Linked DNA regions of Homo sapiens: region 1 is linked to region 2. A link is an interaction called in ENCODE POLR2A ChIA-PET data of the cell type or tissue named here. Cell type or tissue: CD4-positive, alpha-beta T cell. All regions are shown on one strand. Each heading gives the region's core, and the rest is flanking DNA. Links, peaks and the distances in the headings are about the cores only.

The links. Peaks named below come from ENCODE experiments on the same cell type or tissue, not always from the same donor. Only the 100,000 strongest peaks of a DNase experiment are listed, where the experiment ranks them.
Region 1: POLR2A ChIA-PET joins it to region 2 with 6 read pairs; 5 of 35 experiments call an interaction of 5 or more read pairs at or near these places.

Annotation. Positions count from the first base shown.
Region 1 is chr17:31,997,930-32,005,700 of GRCh38, reverse strand. SUZ12 (SUZ12 polycomb repressive complex 2 subunit) reads right to left here. Exons shown (of 16, transcript NM_015355.4): 16 at 4,663-7,043. The coding sequence ends at 6,698. It overlaps LOC124903972, which reads left to right. Exons shown (of 4, transcript XM_047437248.1): 3 at 2,376-2,593; 4 at 3,943-4,057. The coding sequence ends at 3,947. Among named protein-coding and RNA genes, the nearest start is that of LRRC37B, 5.6 kb to the left of the region's middle. In CD4-positive, alpha-beta T cell, for the core only: no CTCF peak of the experiment used is centred there; no DNase peak of the experiment used is centred there.
Region 2 is chr17:32,099,316-32,110,274 of GRCh38, reverse strand. It overlaps VILMIR (virus inducible lncRNA modulator of interferon response), which reads right to left. Exons shown (of 3, transcript NR_199605.1): 3 at 10,014-10,959. It also overlaps the pseudogene WDR45BP1. Among named protein-coding and RNA genes, the nearest start is that of VILMIR, 22 kb to the right of the region's middle. RefSeq lists an enhancer at 8,482-9,287. In CD4-positive, alpha-beta T cell, for the core only: no CTCF peak of the experiment used is centred there; no DNase peak of the experiment used is centred there; H3K27ac peaks cover 895 bases.

The DNA.
Region 1 (7,771 bases), core at 2,772-7,771, 100 kb after region 2:
GAAAATGGAACACATATGTGAAATGAAAATTAAAATACAAGCACTAATTGCCAAATACATGCATTCAATACAGTTTGGTTGAGCTCTAAGGGTGGCAAATGTGTGTTATGTCTTCAGGGACTAGGTAAGTAATGTAAGTCAATAAAGTAGACAAGGTGAAGACCTAGGCCAATGGAAATGCTCATATTTTGTTTGAAGAGGGTGGCCAGGTGTGGTGGCTCAGACCTGTAATCCCAGCACTTTAGGAAGCCAGGTGGGTGGATCACTTGAGCCCAGAAGTTCGAGGTTAGCCTGGCCAACATAGTGAAACCCCATCTCTACTTAAAACACAAAAATTAGCCGGGCATGGTGGCATGTGCCCATAGTCCTAGCTACTCAGGAGGCTGAGGCAGGAGAATCGCTTGAACCTGGAAGGCGGAGGTTGTGGTGAGCGGAGACCATGCCACTGCACTCCAGCCTGGGCAACAGAGCGAGACTCCTTCACCACCCCCTCCCCCCCACCAAAAAAAAGAGAAAAGTTAAACAAAATAGACCAAAAAAACCCAACTCTTCTTTGAATGGATTAGCAGGTATTTGCTGTTTTGCTCCTTTATGCTTTAATGAATTTATCTTTCTGTGGCTTCAAGAAGAAAAATGTTAAGTCAGTGAATACTGTATAGGTTGAGCATCCTTACCTAAAATGCTTTGGATCAGAAGTGTTTTGGGCATTTTTGGAATATTTGCATTCTACTTACCAGTTGATCATTTCTAATCTGAAAATCTGAAATGCTCTAATGAGCATTTCCTTTGAACAGCATGTTGACACTCAAAAACTTTTGGACCTTGGAGCATTTTGGATTTCAGATTTTCAGAATAAGGGTACTCCACCAGTATCCTTTTATCTATGATTTAATATAGCCCTTCTTTCTTCAGAATTACTGAGTGACTCATTCCTGTAATGCTGCTGAATTTTTATTCATTTACTACCTTAACAATAATATTTAACATTTATTGATCACTAATGTGCCCAGGCACTATGGTAGATGCCTCATCATTATACTTTTAAGTCTTATAGTGGCACACAGGCAGGTTTTATTATATCCTCATTTTACAAGTGAGATAAATAAAATGTCTTAGAGACTCAGAGAGGTTGTGTTTTGTCCATGTCCACATATCTTCTAAGCACATTAGCCTATTTAAAGCCAGATCTCTCCAAAAGCCCAGTTTTTTCAGTTCCCTCAGTTTGCCATTGAGGAAACAGGAAAATCAGACTCACTGTCATCAATTGCCTCACACATACTCTTGAATTGCTTTTGAGTGGGAACAGAAATACCATTATGTGTGTTCCTCTACATCTAGTCCTAGACATTAATTTGCCTTGTTTCTTTTAAGTTAGTGACCATCTCTGTTGAAGTCTTTAAATCCATTAAAAGTGAATGGAACCTTAGGAGAGTTTTAGGCTGGAGAGGAAGCTCTTCTCTTCATTTTGGGCTTCGATTGTCCCGAAGAAAAGGGATGAGATATTATTTGAGATAACTCCTTCAAGAACCAGAACTTAGCAAAGCGTTTACACCAGTTTGATGGAAATATTTCTAAACTATATTATAAAATTAGCCAGGTATGGTGGCACATGTCTGTAGTCCTAGCTACTTGGGAGGCTGAGGCAGGAGAATTGCTTGAACCTAGGAGTCTGAGTACGCAGTGAGCCATGATGGTGCCACTGCACTCTAGCCTGGGTGACAAAGTGAGACCCTGTCTCTAAAATACATTTATTTTATTCTAAAATAATTCTAGGCTGGGTGCAGTGGCTCATGCCTATAATCCCAGCACTTTAGGAGGCCGAGGTGGGCAGATCACAAGGTCAGGAGATCAAGAACATGTTGGCCAAATCCATCTCTACTAAAAATACAAAAATTAGCTGGGCATGGTGGCACATGCCTGTAGTCCCAGCTACTCTGGAGGCTGAGGCAGGAGAATCGCTTGAACCCGGGAGGCCAGGGGTTGCAGTGAGCCGAGATCGCGCCACTGCACTCCAGCCTGAGTGACAAGAGCAAAACTCCATCTCAATAAATAATTAAAATAAAATAATTCTAAATACATTCGGCTCATCATATTGTTACATTGATGATCTTAAAGTTGATTGAGATGTAGCTGAAACTGGCTTCCACAAAGTACTCTCATATGGTTCTGAATTTTGAGGTCATCTTTCTCTGTATCAAGTTTTTTAGATGTCCTTTCTCAGAGTAAATCAAGTTTGAGTAAGACCTGCAGGGATCTCTTGTGAGCACATATATTGAGTTTTAGTGCATAAGCTTTAACTTTTCACTGGGTAGATGAAACTGTCAGAAAAGTGGCATTATGTCTAACATATAAAGTATTTCCCCATTTTTAAACAGAGAAGATACAGAAAATGAAAATGAAAATAAAATTTGGTACTACAGCACAAAGGTCCAGCTTGCAGAATTAATTGACTGTCTAGACAAAGATTATTGGGAAGCAGAACTCTGCAAAATTCTGGAAGAAATGCATGAAGAAATCCGACACATGGACATAACTGAAGACCTGACCGATAAGGCTCAGGGCAGTAACAAATCCTTTCTGGTGACAGCTAATGGTGAGAGGGTCATTTTCTCATTTTATTTTTGTTAAGTCTGAGCTAAACTGTTGGTATGAAATCACTGCAAAATTTGAAAATAGATTAAAAAAAATTTTTTTTTTTTTTTTGAGATGGAGTCTCGCTCTGTCGCCCAGGCTGGAGCGCAGTGGCACAATCTTGGCTCACTGCAACCTCCGCCTCCCAGGTTCACGCCATTCTCCTGCCTCAGCCTCCTGAGAAGCTGGGACTACAGGCGCCCACTGCCACCATGCCCGGCTAAATTTTTGTATTTTTAGTAGAGATGAGGTTTCACCGTGTTAGCCAGGATGGTCTCGATCTCCTGACCTCGTGATCCAACTGCCTTGGCCTCCCAAAGTGCTGGGATTACAGGCTTGAGCCACCGTGTCCGGCCAAAAATAGATTAAAATTTTCAAGTACAGTCATGCATTGCTTAATGATGGGGATACATTCTGAAAAATGTGTCATTTGGCGATGTCCCGATTGTGTGAACATCATAGAGTACACTTACACAAACCTAGATGGTAGGGTTTCCAACACACCTAGGTTATACGGCATAGCCTATTGCTGCTAGGCTGCAAACCTGCACATCATGTGACTGTACTGAATCCCGTGATCAGCTGTAGCACAACGGTAGGTATTTGTGTATCTAACCATATCTAAACATTTAAAAAGGTACTACATAAAATCTTATGGGATCACCGTCATGTATGTGGTTCCTTGTGGACTGAAACATTGTGCAGTGCATGACTGTGTGTATATTTTACTTTAGTTCTCCGTATTTCATTTTCCCAAGAGAACCTTGTTCATTCCCACATAAATTAGGGATGCTATATATTTTAGTGTTTTATTTCTGCCTTGGGTCATTACTAATATTCCCCAAAATGTTAGTTTAATTCAAGTATCTTATTAAACTTTTTTGGCATTCCAGCTTTTAAGAAATATTCTTTTTGAACTTTTTGCTTTTAAAAAATAAAACTTTAAAATTTTAGGATAGCTTTAGATTTATATAAAAGTTGCAAAGATAGTAGAGGGTTTCCGTATATCCTGTACTTGGTTATCCGTTATTAACGTCTTAGATTAGTGTGGGATATTTGTTACAACTAATGGGCCAGTGTTGACACACTGTTATTAACTCAAGTCCATACTTTACTCAGATTTCCTTAGTTTTTACCTGACGTCCTTTTTCTGCCTCATGATCCTATACCACATGATATTTAGTCATCATGTTTTCCTCTAGACTGTCGGTTTCTCAGACTTTCCTTGTTTTTGATGGCCTTGACAGTTTGGAGGAGTACTGGTTAGGTATGTTGTAGAAAGCCCTCCTTATGGGTTTTTCTTATGGTTAGCCTAGGTTTTTGCATTTTGGGGAGGAAGACCACAGAGGTGATGTGCAGTTCTCGTCTTATCAAGAGTGCATGCCGTCGTCGTGACTTATCACTGATGATGTTAACCTTGGTCCTCTGGGTGAGGCAGTGTTTGTCAGGTTTCCCTACATCCTCCCCCATCTCCTCAAACCTCCAATACTGTAAGTCACTGTAAACAGCCACACTTACTGGGTGGGGAGTTATGTTCTACCTTCTTGAAGGGGCAATATCTACATAAATTATTTGGAAGTTTTCTGCACAGATTTGTTTATTCATTTATTTTTTCAGACATTTATTTCTGAGTATAGATTTGTGGATATTTTATACTCATTGGGTTATAACTGGTTATTTATTAGGTTATAATTCAATGTCACCTTATTTGTCACTCAACTCTGCTTTTCATTTTTTTTTAGGTTTTAAAAACATATATACCTTAAAAGTTTAAATAGTATAAAAAGGTATGCTGTGAAAAATGAATCTCTCTCCTTCATTACTCTGAACTATAAATTTTTAAATATTTATGTAATACCATAAATGACATATTAGTTGTAACTGCTGAAAGCAGGATTTCACATTAAGATTTTCCTAATTTCTTATTAGCTCTGACTCATTTGAGGCTGAAATCTTACTATGCTATCTAAATCAAAATTTTAATGTACATGTTAACAATGCATAATAACAAAAAAACCCCAAAACAGAATACAGCTTTTATATTATTGAACTTTATGTACAAAATCATTTGATTTCAAATAAACATTTAATGTAAAAACAAATGTTCTTTTAAACTGAATTTTTTTTACATCTACTGTACCATTCAAATGCTTTATCATCTTACAGGATTTCTTCAAAATCTGTTATCAAGGGTACATATAGAAAAGCACTTTTTTTATAAATAGAAACAAAGGGATTTTTTCAGCTTTTACGATGACATAAAAAGTTTACTCAACAGAAGTAATTTTATTACTATTTGGGGTGGGAATCACCAACTTTTTGTGCAAACAATGCTAGCCTTCTTTTAAGCATTAAGAGCATAACTGCTTAAGAAATGACATAAGCAATAATTCTACACCTACATCTCCCCTAAAATAATCTTTTTTTTTTTTTTTTTACATATGTGCACAGCTTTAGCAAATTAAAGCCCGAGATAAACGCTCGAGATCTACTATCCAGAGGCAAAAATCAGAGTTTACTAGAACTCATCATTTGGAGAGCTTACCAATCAAGGAATCTGTAATGAAAGCTGCAGTTTCCCTCTTTCCTATTTTTTTTTAAACACAAAAATCAATGACTAAGAACTTAATACTGGATGACAAATCACATCCACACTATTCGTTAAATAGCCTCACAGTTAAACACATCTTAAAGACCAGTCAAATCAGTATTTACATTTTATAAATTTCTGAAGACACCATTAGAAAGCTTATATATCCCTTCATTAAACAAAATAGGGAACTGCATCTGATGGTGGTGGAATGAAATTTTAAAATTAAAAATACCTGTATTTACAGCAGCATTGATCCTTTATAAATAAAGAATATGAAAATGCAATATCTTTAAGGATAATAAAAAATTGAGGTGATGTTACTCAACCACAGTGCTCGGAGTTGGAATAAAAACCTATTGGTGCTTGTTAATGTGCCAGTAGTGAATCCACTTTCTGTTGGAGAAAATCCAACTGCAAATATGTGCGTGAAACACATATAACACAGGGCAAAATTGCTCAAAATGATTCAAGTCAGCTTATCTCTATTGGATATTCTATTCATGAAACACATTACAAAGACATCCTTGCAAACAAATAAAAGGCATAACAGTTTTCTGGTTGACTTTTTAAGAACACTTCTCCCCTTATAAGTGACATCTTAAAATCTCAAATGCGTTCTTTCCTTGGTTTGCAATCCTAATTTAAAGATATGAACAGCTTAATTTTCCGTGTGATTATCTAATTAAAAAAGAAAAACAAAACAAGCAAAATGTTCAAGTTAAAAAAAAAAAACATACCGGGTGAGCAATGCACTAAAATTATCCACATGAAAACAAATGGTCTGTAATCTTATAAACCAACATAGCATTTCACTGTCAACAATGTGAAAATTTAATATCTTCTCAAACAGGCATAAGATGAAGAAGTGCTATTTTTTAATTGTAAAAGGAACTTATGTAATGTAAAATTACATTATAATTTTTCATTCCGAATTGACAAATGATTTCAAAAACAAGGATCAAAGTTTGACTGCAAATAGTAATGCAATATAATTTCATAAAAATCCTTCAATTTCTATTTTTTTCCTTTTCTGTAGTTGACATATGAAGACCACTTCAATTTCTAAAAAAGGGAACCATTCCAATTTTCCCTCCCCAAGAAAATGTCTCACAATTACAAAGTAGAAAAACAGCCGTTCATAAATGCAAAAAAATTCTGATTTATATATGAAATAATTTCTAGATCAATTCAACATATTTGATGACATTTGTTGAGTTTAAAAATACTTTGAAATATTGCTTTTCATGCTTAAAGTACAGAATGTTTTAATGACATCAATAAAAGTGATATACATGTAATGCTGCATAATGAAGTGAAGTAGAACCCTGATACAAATATCCTTGTTGAAATCATTTACTTCATCTAACAGTGCCTGTTTGGAACATATGATTAAAAACAAAAACATAATTCTTAGAGGATGAATTCCCTAAAATGTAATTTCAGTGTTTGTCCATAACATGGGGTTAGAGCTTTTCAGAGTTTTTGTTTTTTGCTCTGTTTTGAAACCCCTGAGACACTATCTGTTTCCAAAGCTTTCTCTTTTGAGTTAATTTCACTAAATCCATTTGCTGTCCCATTTTGTTCTTCAGTTATTTCTTCGTTTGCAGGGGAAGCAGATTCCCCCTTTTCTAATTTTTGCTGCATTTCACGGAGCTTGGTAACAGCTTTATCTATTGACATTATGCTAATAAGATTAAAGTCATGCATGCTGACTAGATGAAGCATGAAGTTTCGACATAAATTCTTCTTAATTATTTTCTGTCCATAATTTTCTACAAACAGCATACAGGCATGATTCATTTGATTGTCAGCAATAAACCTATTTAATAAAAACAGAATATGAATAGCAATACAAAGCATTTTTGTCAAATGCAACAGTGATAACCATTATAATAAGACTATATCCAATTCCAGTAAAATAAAAGATGATTAAAGAAGCAGTAAAACTATAGAGAAACTGAAATTCAATCATCTGAATGAGCTTACCATTTTAAAAATTTCAAGAGATTTAATCTAACTTAAGCTTAAACAGGTACCATTAGAACAGCAGATATAATTTCTGTTCTTCAATTACATAAGCAGTCTTAAAAGCATAAAATATTTGGGCCAGGTAATTACGCCTGTAATTCTAGCACTTTGGGAGGCCGAGGTGGGTGGATCGCAAGATCAGGAGATCAAGACCATCCTGGCTAACACTGTGAAACCCCGTCTCTACTAAAAATGCAAAAAATCAGCTGGGTGTGGTGGCGGGTGCCTGTGGTCCCAGCGGCTCCGGAGGCTGAGGCAGGAGAATGGTGTGAACCTGGGAGGTGGAGCTTGCAGTGAGTCGAGATCACACCACTGCACTCCAGCCTGGACGAGAGAGAGAGACTCCGTCTCAAAAAAAAAAAAAAAAAAATTTAGTAGAGACAAGGTTTCACTGTGTTGCCCAGGTTGGTCTTGAATTCCTCAACTCAAGTGATCCTCCTGCCTTGGCATCCTAAAGTGCCAGCATTGTAAGTGTGAGCCACCACACCAAGCCGGGAACATACTTTTAGCCACAAAGGA
Region 2 (10,959 bases), core at 3,227-8,226:
TTTTATGTGTATTTAATCATGATGTTTAATTTTGCACACTTATTTGTAATGTTTCTTTTAAATAAAAGTGACTAATTTTGTTGTAAAAAAAGTTTTTACCAACTTCAGTATATAAACATTGAAGATACAGATGAATAGATATACTATATACAATATTATTAACATAGTTATACATAACTATCTAAAAATCACATATAAACCAAATTATTTGTTTCAAACTACTTTTCCCTCGCATTTTTTTTTTTTTTTTTTTTTTTTTTTTGAGACGGAGTCTCGCTGTCGCCCAGGCTGGAGTGCAGTGGCGCAATCTCGGCTCACTGCAGGCTCCGCCCCCTGGGGTTCACGCCATTCTCCTGCCTCAGCCTCCCGAGTAGCTGGGACTACAGGCGCCCGCCACCTCGCCCGGCTAATTTTTTGTATTTTTAGTAGAGACGGGGTTTCACCGTGTTAGCCAGGATGGTCTCGATCTCCTGACCTCGTGATCCACCCGCCTCGGCCTCCCAAAGTGCTGGGATTACAGGCGTGAGCCACCGCGCCCGGCCTTCCCTCGCATTTTATAAAACATTTTTTCAAATTGTTATGTATCTTTCAGTTTACCATAGGTCCTTCACTTACATCAAAGTTTGAGATGATAGCACGTTTGGATTCTACGTATGATGCTATCTGTCACAGGAAATTCATTACTAAACCCAAATATCTATAACAACCGGCTAGTTGTTTTGTTTTTTATTTTATTGTTGTGTTTTCTAATTTCTGCAGTGTAACTTTTTTTTTTTTTGAGACAGGATCTAACTCTGTTGCCCATGCTGCTGGTATGCAGTGGCATGATCACGGATCACTACATTCTCAATCTCGTGGGCTCAAGCAATCCACCCATCTCAGCTTCCCAAGTAACTGGGACTACAGGCATGCACCACCATGCCCAGCTAATTTTTGTATTTTTTGTAGAGATGGAAGTTTTGCCATATTGCCCAGGCTAGTCTTGAACTCCTGAGCTCAAGTGATCTGCCCACCTAGGCCTCCCAAAGTGCTGGGTTTACAGGCAAGCACCACTGCATTCGGCCCTAATATATTACTTTTAAAAATTTATTTAAAATTCTTTTTTACGAAGATAGCTAACACTTCAACTTTGAAGGCATATCCTCCAGTAAATAACTACTAAATATCTGTTCTATTTCTTTGCCTCCTTTTTTTTTTTTTTTTTTTTTTTTTTGAGACAGGGTCTTGCTCTATTGCTGAGGCTGGAGTATAGTGGTGCACTCATAGCTCATTGCAACTTTGAATTCCCAGGCTTAAGGTGATCTTCTGGTCTCAGCCTCTTGAGTAGCTGGAGCTATAGATGCACTACCACACACACCTTTGCCTCCCTCTTTCTTTTCTTTTTTCTTTTTTTTTTAACTGATTTAATCAGGTGAGATCTCTAAGTGTTGAAAACTAAACTCTTTTTCTTCTGAAGAATGAGGAATTGTGTAATGTACTTTATATTATATTCAGGTATATAAGATAGGTACAAAAGTAGTCCTAAAAAAATTCGATGTGATGTCATAGGTGAGCACTTTGCAAAGGCAGGAGATAGCGCAGAATTGGAATTTGATTTTAGCAGGCATCCCAGCATCACCCTTAACTAGCTCTGTGGCCTTGGGCCGGTTACACAACCTTTCTGAATCTCCATTTCCTCAGCTTATAAGATACTGAAGGTAAAGCATCTGCCACCAGGTTTGCTGTAAATTTCACCTGTTGTTTTTACATGTGTAAGGTTATACTGTTACTCATCACACCACTGTTGATAAGCTGTTAGAAAAGTTTAGCAATCTATAATAAAGGATATACAGAGTGTCTTTAATAACTGTAGTTTTAAAGATCATATTATACTACTCTGTATAGTATAAATTATTTTTTCTGTAAAAATATTTGAAGGAATAATATAAGAAGTCTAGGAAAACTATTTTATAATTTTCAGCTTTCTTGATTGCAGGTTTGCCAACTTTAATAATAGTGTCATTAACTATTGACATGCTTTCTATAGTTGGAAAAATTAGCATTACAGTGAAACAGAAACCTTTCGCAGCTCCATTTGTTCTCAGCTCTGAATCTCACTGCTGGGCAGCATGGTGTTCCTGTCTCCAGTAGATTACCCACATCTCTGTTGCTTTCAGTCTGAAACCTTGAATATTTGTACAAGCCAGAAAAACTTGATCATTTTAAATTTTCTGCTATGAACAACTTAGTATTTTTAATGTAATATATGTGATACAGAGACATAAAAATACTGCCTTCATAGATAGGTACCTTGGAGGAATTAAAAATATATATATGGCCTTTATCAAGAAATTAAATTCAGGTAAATCTTTTTTTTTTTAAGAGATGGAGTCACTCTGTCACCCAGGCTGGGGTGCAGTGGCATGACCTCAGCTCACTGCAACCTCTGCCGCCCAGGTTCAAGCAATTCTTCTGCCTCAGCCTCCCAAGTAGTTAGGATTACAGTTATGAGCCACAATGCTCGGCTAATTTTTTTATTTTTAGTAGAGACAGGGTTTCACCATGTTGGCCAGGCTGGTCTCAAACTCCTGACCTCAGGTGATCTGCCCATCTCAGCCTCCCAGAGTACTAGGATTACAGGCGTGAGCCACTGAGGCCAGCCATAAACTCAGGTACATTTATACGGGCATATATTCTTTTTGGAAGTAAAATATTTCAGAAATATAGTGTAGTTTCTTAAGGTGAGAGAAATTGTGGACAGACTTCTTGTAGAATGGTATTGTTTTTATTTTGAACTATTTTGATTCATGTTTCCTCTCCCTCGCTTTTTTAGAAATGATTAAAGCAGCAGAAGCTGACAGTGATTGCAACTTCCACCACTTCCTCAACCAACAGTGCAACCAGTACCATCTCTCCAGCACAGAAGGTTATGGTGGCCCCCATAAGTGGCTCAGTTACAACTGGAACCAAAATGGTACTAACTACTAAAGTTGGATCTCCAGCTACAGTAGCATTCCAACAAAATGAGAACTTTCATCAAACCTTTGCTATGTGTGTTAAGCAAGGCCAGTCAGATTCAGGTATACAACTATGATTAAGTAAAAGATTACTTTTGTTCAGGAAAAAGAATTTTCAACCCTTTAGCTACTGAAATGAAACTTTTTTGTAGAAGATTGTTTTTCTTTTGCAGCTGATTGAGCAAACAAGCTATAATGGTTTGTTACAGATAATGTTCATAATATTACATTAGCAAACTCGTCTCTTACATGATTTCACTTTCAACATTTACGTAGTTCACTTTGAGTGGAGAGGAATGTTTTTATTAAAAATACAAAATGAGCCACATTTCATGCATTGGTGCCCTTTCCTAGAAGTCACTACGTTGCTGGTTATTTTAAATCTGAAGCTTATTAAATGTCTTATACCCCATTAGCCACCAGCACAGCTGCGGCATCTGCTACAACCATTGCCAGCACAGGTCAGACGTTCCAAATTACAGGCAATCCAGTCACTATGGCAGGAAAAGTAATTACCAAACTGCCACTTCCTGCAAACAGCAAGACTGTCACTGTAAATGTGCCAGCAACACAAGGAGGTAAGGGAAATGTGAAGAGTTTTAATTCACATTTGCCAGATCATACTGTTGGCATTATTTCTCATCTCCGTTTCACTGATTTCAGACCTCGGATCTCACATTCTGTGTAGCCCACTATAAAACCCTGCCACACGTAGTTTCTTCTCAGCAATGGAGCACCACGTAATGCTTTCCAATAAAGTGACAGTTTTTAATTATGGCTTCATCTTTTTTTAAGGCATTGTTCAAGTACATCAGAAAGTCCTGGGTATCATTCCACCAAGTATAGGCACCAGTCAGCAAACCTTTACTTCATTCCAGCCCAGGACAGCAACAGTCACAGGCAGGCCCAATACCTCAGGCTCTGGAGGAACCACAAGCAATTCACAAGTAAGAATTCTTACAGACTTATTTTGATTTGATGTGTTGAGCACCACATTGATTTTTAGAATGACTTCTTTCAAGATTAATCCAACTTAGTTTCCTTTGCCTATTACTGAATCTGTGACAGAGTACTGATTTGGAAAAAAAATCTGTTATATATCTGATAAGTGAAAATGATATATGAAGTATTAATTTTTAACAGTTAAGGACACATTAGTATGGTTTATTAAGAATAATAATTGCTTTCTAGGATTTTATAAAGAAAATTTATTTGCATAAGACAATGGACAGCACTAGACCACCCAAGGAAGTATGCTGTGTAGGCTCGCTAGGAAATCAAATTTAAACTGCTGGTCCAGCCGGGCGCAATGGCTCATGCCTAATATCCCAACACTTTGGGAGGCTGAGGATGGTGGATCACCTGAGGTCAGGAGTTCAAGACCAGCCTTGCCAACATGGTGAAACTGTGTCTCTACTAAAAATACAAAAAATTAGCTGGGCATCATAGTGGGCACCTATAATCCCAGCTACTTAGGAGGCTGATGCAGGAGAATTGCTTGAACCCAGGAGGCAGAGGTTACAGTGAGCTGAGATTGCACCACTGGACTCCAGCCTGGGCAACAGAGTAAGACTCCATCAAAAAAAAAAAAAAAAGAAAGAAAGAAAGAAAGAAAAGTACTTAGAAAAACTGACAGGAGGAAGGATAATGTTCAGAGTTGGGATTTGGGAATGACTTGCAGAAAAGGTTGAAATTTTAGGAAGGATGGCCTGAGAAGGACTCACTAAAGATGGAATTTGAATAAAGACCTGAAGGAAATGAGAGAGATGTGCAGATACCTGAGGAAAGGGTCTTTTATGAAAAAGAAACAGCAAATGCAAGGGCCCTGAGGCCCTGAGTGGACCTGGTGACATTGAAGGGGTGGGTAGCCAGTGGGTCTCAGGGAGACCCAAAGAGGACAAGAAGTGGGAGTCAAAAGAGTTATGGTCAGAGAGGTGGAGGGTGGGTGGGTGTGGATTGTGCCTTCAGGTGTGCACAGGTCACACTGGAACTTAACCCTCTTCCTACACCACACTAGCTTTTCCTAAGATGAGATCCGGCCGGGTGCAGTGGCCCATGCCTGTAATCCCAGCCCTTTGGGAGGCCAAGGCGGGCGGATCACCTGTGGTCCGGAGTTCGAGACCGGCCTGGCCAACATGGTAAAACCCCTTCTCTACTAAAAATACAAAAATTAGCCGGGCGTGGCGGCGCATGCCGGTAATCCCAGCTCTTTGGGAGGCTGAGGCAGGAGAATCACTTGAACCCAGGAGGTGGAGGTTGCAGTGAGCCGAGACCGCACAACTGCACTCCAGCTTGGGCAACAGAGCGAGACTCCATCTCAAAAAAATAAAATAAAATAAAAAGATGAGATCCACAGAGTCTCGGGGTATAGTCAGAAATTATTAAATTTTTGAATTTCCATTTTGATCTAAAAATACATTGATATATACATATTGGAGATCATCCAGGTGACTATTATAAAAATCAATCAGTACTAATCCTTAGACATGTACTGGACTTCTATCTGCCAAATGCCGTGCTATGCATGTTTCACTCATGGTTTGTAAATGCTCACCACAGCTCTATGAGGGATGCATGATCACTCCTTTTTCTAGATGAGAAAGCTGAGGCTCAATCAGATTAAGTCACTTGCCTGTGCTGTCACACAGATGGAACATTTCTGAGCTGGATTCAAACCCAGGTTCATCTAGCTGCTTCTTTACCACCCTGCCTCCCCCTGAACTGGAGTCTGTGATCCACCAATTAGCAACTCCTGGCACAACGGTAGCCACCCTGAGCCTCAGTGGGCTCATCTTTGACAAAGGATCAGGGTCACCATGACCCTAGCTACCTTAGAGGCTTGTAATAAGCCCTGAATGAGAAAATGAATGTGGAACCCTTTACAACCAAGGACACTTGTGCAAATGCAGTGTGTTGTTATGTAAGGAGAGGAAGTGGGTCTCAAAGCAGCTCCTCCTCTTGTTCCTGGAAGATGAGAAACTCTGGTGCAAATAAAGAGTCATGCAGGCCTCTCGATCGAGAGTGATGTCCTAGGTTTATTCTATTTGCCTCTGGTGGCCCAGGGACCTTAGCAGCTGGACAGAGAGAAGAATTTGGGGGGAGTAAATGGGGAGATGGGACCAGGGAAGGAGAAAGGACTCTGGATTGAGTCAAGCAAGGACTCTAGTTCCAAACTGGACTTTGGAGTGCCTGATAGTATCTTATCAGAGATTTAACACAGATGTGATCATTTCAGAGGCGGGATGGGAAGGACAGGGGTCCAGTGAGCTATTGTTGTGAAGGTGGCCACCAGCCACAGCAGCCATGAGAATATGAGAATCTCATGCTCCCCACCGGCCCCTTGCCAGACTGGGCTACCTGACTATGCTTCAGTCAGTAGTGGGTGAAGACTCACTGAGGACAATGCCTTCTCCCTTAAACTGGGGCCTTTTCCTTCCTGGCCTTTCCTGGGAAAAGAGAGAACAATTAAGTCTGATCATTTATCCCCAGCTGACTATGCCCCAGTAGCGTGGGCTTTAAACCAAATACCACATGTCCATCTGGATACCATGGCAGGCTGGTCACGCGGCCGGCATGCCCGCTGGCTGCCTGCCCCTCTCCTGCATTCATTCAACCCTGATTCTGCAGCATTCCAGAGCAGCCCATTGTTTTTTCCCCTGGGATTGTGAGCCCAGCTCTGGTTTTCTCATCTCTCCTCTGGATGGTGGTGGAAATGCTAGGCCTCAATCCAAAACTGATATGTATTCAGAAAAAAAGAAAGAGAAACCAGTCAGGCCTAATTTGAACTGGGGAAATAGCCAGTGTAAATTTGGAGGAAAATTCAAACTCCATAGCTGACTTGAAAAATGTCCGCATTGACCGGGCATGGTGGCTCATGCCTGTAATCTCAGCATTTTGGGAGGCTGAGGCAGGCAGATCATGAGGTCAGGAGATTGAGACCATCCTGGCTAACATGGTGAAACCCTGTCTCTACTAAAAATACAAAAAAATCAGTTGGGCATGGTAGCGCACACCTCTAGTCCCAGCTACTTGGGAGGTTGAGGCAGGAGAATTGCTTGAACCCAGGAGGCAGAGGTTGCAGTGAGCTGAGATCGTGCCACTGCACTCCAGCCTGGTGACAGAGTGAGACTCTGTCTCAAAAAAAACAAAAAAAAAAACAAAAACAAAAAAAGAAAAGAAAAATGTCAGCATCCAGGGACTGTATCCACCCGGATGATACCCCATTGGGAGGGGGCAGCATCAGCACCGTGCCTGCAGAGGCTTAGGTGTACTTGTGTTTATGTTGATAGTTTATGGCTGTCTGGAGCATAGGCCAGCTCCAGCCCCACTCCCTGAACATCACCAAATTCCAAGCAGTGTGTCTCCGTGAATCTGCTGCTGCTGCTTTTTTTTTTTTTTTTTTTTTTTTTTTAGACAGAGGGAGTTTCTCTCTGTTGCTCAGGCTGGAGTGCAGTGATGTGATCTCAACTCACTGCAATTTCCGTCTCCCAGGCTCAAGTGATTCTCCTGCCTCAGCCTCCTAAGTAGCTGGAATTACAGGCATGCACCACCACACCCAGCTGATTTTTGTATTCTTAGTAGAGATGGGGTTTCATCACATTGGCCAGGCTGGCCTCAAACTCCTGACTTCAGGTGATCTGCCCGCCTTGGCCTCCCAAACTGCTGGGATTACAGGCACGAGCCACCACGCCCAGCTGTGAATCTGCTTCTATGCTGGCTGTGTTTTCCTGGTCACAGCAGCCTCAGGCTCAGTGAAAGTTCACTTGCTGTAATTATTCAGGTTTCATTGGTTCTCCCTTATCCCCCTGCAAAGACCCACTCTCCCTCTAAGTACTGATGGCAGCCTCCAGAGGGTATCTCAAATGTGCTCTTAAACTAGTCCTTTCAGCCACCACGTGGTGTCCTCTGAGCAGGACCGCCTGATCTTCTGGGCACCCCTCGCCCAACATGACCACTGCCTCTAGGCATCGCCTCCCAGGCTGGACACCAGGGGCCAGAGTTGTTCACTGCTCCCTTCACACTCCACAAAGGCCTTCCTGAAGCAGAGCTGTTCGTATTTCCACAAAAACACCTTCCCCACCTCCCCCTACCAAAAAAAAAAAAAAAAAAGAAATCACCCTTCCCCACCTCCCCCACCAAAAAAAAAATCACCCTTCCCACCTCCCCCCAACCAAAAAAAAAAAAAAAAAGAAATCACGCTCCCCAAAAAGAAAGAAAGAAAGAAATCACCCTTCCCTTTTTCACGTGTGGCTTCCATTCTCCTTATGCCCCTGGTGTGAGTCCCAGAGGCTGAGTGATGGCTGCCACACTGAACTCAAGAGTCCCTCCTCCCCTACATCTCTACATCTCTGAAGCTTCACTTGGACCCAGCTTGTCATACCCAACCCTATTCCATTAAGAGAGGTGTCTCCCAGGAGGCCACTGAGGCAGTAGACCCAGGCAAGTCTGTCCTGTCATGTTGCAAGCAGCTCCTGATGTGGCTTGACCCCAGGGGCTAAACAAGGATACACAGCTTCATCTAGAGTAGAATGAACCCCAATTCAATAGCCTCATGGAGACCGGGGACAGACCAGGCAGCAGAATGGAGGTGCAAAGCCTCCTAGGGCTCGAGGACTGGAAAGCGGATTCCCTGGGGAAGACACATGGAGCTAGGGAATGGCAGAAGCTGAGGATCAAGCACCTCATACACCCAGACTCCACATGTGGAAACCGCTGTTCAAACTAACGATACCAGGTTGACTGTGTCAGCCCCTGAAGGAAAGCTGGCATAAATAGAGCCTGGAAAACCAGGCTTATCTTTGCCCAGTAGGCAAGGTAAATATTTAGTCCCAGCCCTGGAATCGTGCCTGGTAGTTCCATTCTTTGCTATCAGTTTTCCTTTTATTCACTCATCCTGCAAACATTTGCCACCTGCCCTCCCTCTATGTGGCCAACCTTGGCCTGGGCACTTCGATGCTCTGATGGCTAAGACGTGATCCCCTATTCTTTTCCTCAGGGAGTCTTGCTGGGGGAACAGACAGGGGGCAGAGATCAGGTCAGGCCTCACAGGCTGGGTCTTGGCTGGCACATAGACTTCACAAGAGGAAGCAAGACTACAGGGAGCAGCCAGGGAGAGTGCTCCAGGGCTAGGGTCAGCACCCGTCCCAGCCTCCCTGACTGGCCTGGTGATTTCTGCACCCATGCTTCCCTGTAAGCGTGGACGTAGAAACACAGAACAAGAAACACTTTGAGGCCAGCAGCACTCAGTATAAGGGAAGCAGCAAGGACTGCTGGGTTTGCAGATCTGGGTTCAATTCCCCATTGCATCATTCATTCACTGGCAAGGGACAAGTTGCTTTACCTCTCAAGTTTCTTCAGAAAAGCAGTAGAATGTAGCAATTGTAAGTGGGCGGACTCATGTATCAGACTTTCTGGGTTCAAATCTCAGCTCTATCTGTTTTTTGGGGGTTTTGTTTTCGTTTTTGAGATGGGGGTCCTGCTTTGTCACCCAGGCTGGAGTACATTGGCACGATCTCAGTTCACTGCAACCTCCACCTCCCAGATTTAAGCAATTCTCCTGCCTCAGCCCCCTGAGTAGCTGGGACTACAGGCACACACCATCATGCCTGGCTAATTTTTGTATTTTTAGTAGAGACAGGGTTTCGCCATGTGGCCAGGCTGGTCTCACTCCTGACCTCAGGTGATCTGCCCGCCTCGGCCTCCTAAAGTGCCGGGATTACAGGCGTGAGCCACCGTGCCCAGCGGTAGTCATCTAACTTTCTAAGAACACATTGTGGCCTAAAGCTCAATGCTCTCTTTGTTGTTCTCCATTACTACAAAAGGTTTAACTAATTTTTAAACATACATTACATGCTGAATTATACTTAAATAGAACATGCTCATTGTAGGAAATGCCAAAAATATGAAATGGAAATCAACTACAATTCTACTATGCTAATTGGTTATTTTTCAACGATAAAAGCTGATCCAGTTGGTTATTTAGAGGAAGAGAATTTAAGTAGCTCAATGACCCAGGCACAGTTTTTGCATGGTACTTTACTTAATTCTCCAATACGTAGTGTTCTATCACATGAAAATTCATAATGAAATTTTCCAATTGCCCTATATTAACATTTTTAGTTTTTTACATTGCCCCAAATCAGACCACTTAACACTTTTGATTATCCATTCCTGTTTTGATTTTGTTCTTTAATTATGATTATACTGTATATATAATTTTATACACAGACAAGCTTGCCCTTGAAAATATTTATTCTTCTGATTGTTTTTTGTTTTTTTTTTTCTATTTTTATTTTTTACTCTGGGAAACATTTCTAATTCAACATACTTTATAAAATCATATCTCACATTGCCTTTTAGGGGACTAAAGATTGTTATCTGTTATTGTACCAAAACACGAGAGAGCAAAAAGGGATTTGTCTATTTTAATGCCATGATTCATAAAAGGAAATGAAGGGGGGGAGTAAGCTGGCTGAAATTAATAAAATTTCCTATGATTTGATATATATGGAGGAAAGAGTAAGACCGTGATTGTGTTATTGCAATTACTGATCCTAACTCCTGAACACTAAAACCTTTCTAATAAAAAAATTACACATTTTTCTAAACAGATCTAATAGAGAAATACTTCCAACTACCAGATATGAATAAATATAATTCACAGTAACTAAGAATGCTTTTTTCTGCAGATGAAGTATATTTGTGCCCAACACTATTTATATGTGAGAGCCTATCATTCTCCAAAAATATGCACGAATTCACAGGAATATTGATGCAGAATATGTGAGAACAAGCTTGGATGCAGCTATCTGGGTGTCTTAATTAAATATAAACATTCTATTTTTAAGCAAATGGAGAATGGGGAAAATTAATAGGATTATATGTATGGCAGATAATGTATGCAGAAGAGCAGAACTCAGAACCAGGCACTTAAAAGTGTACTTGCAGAATCTTACCTAACAAT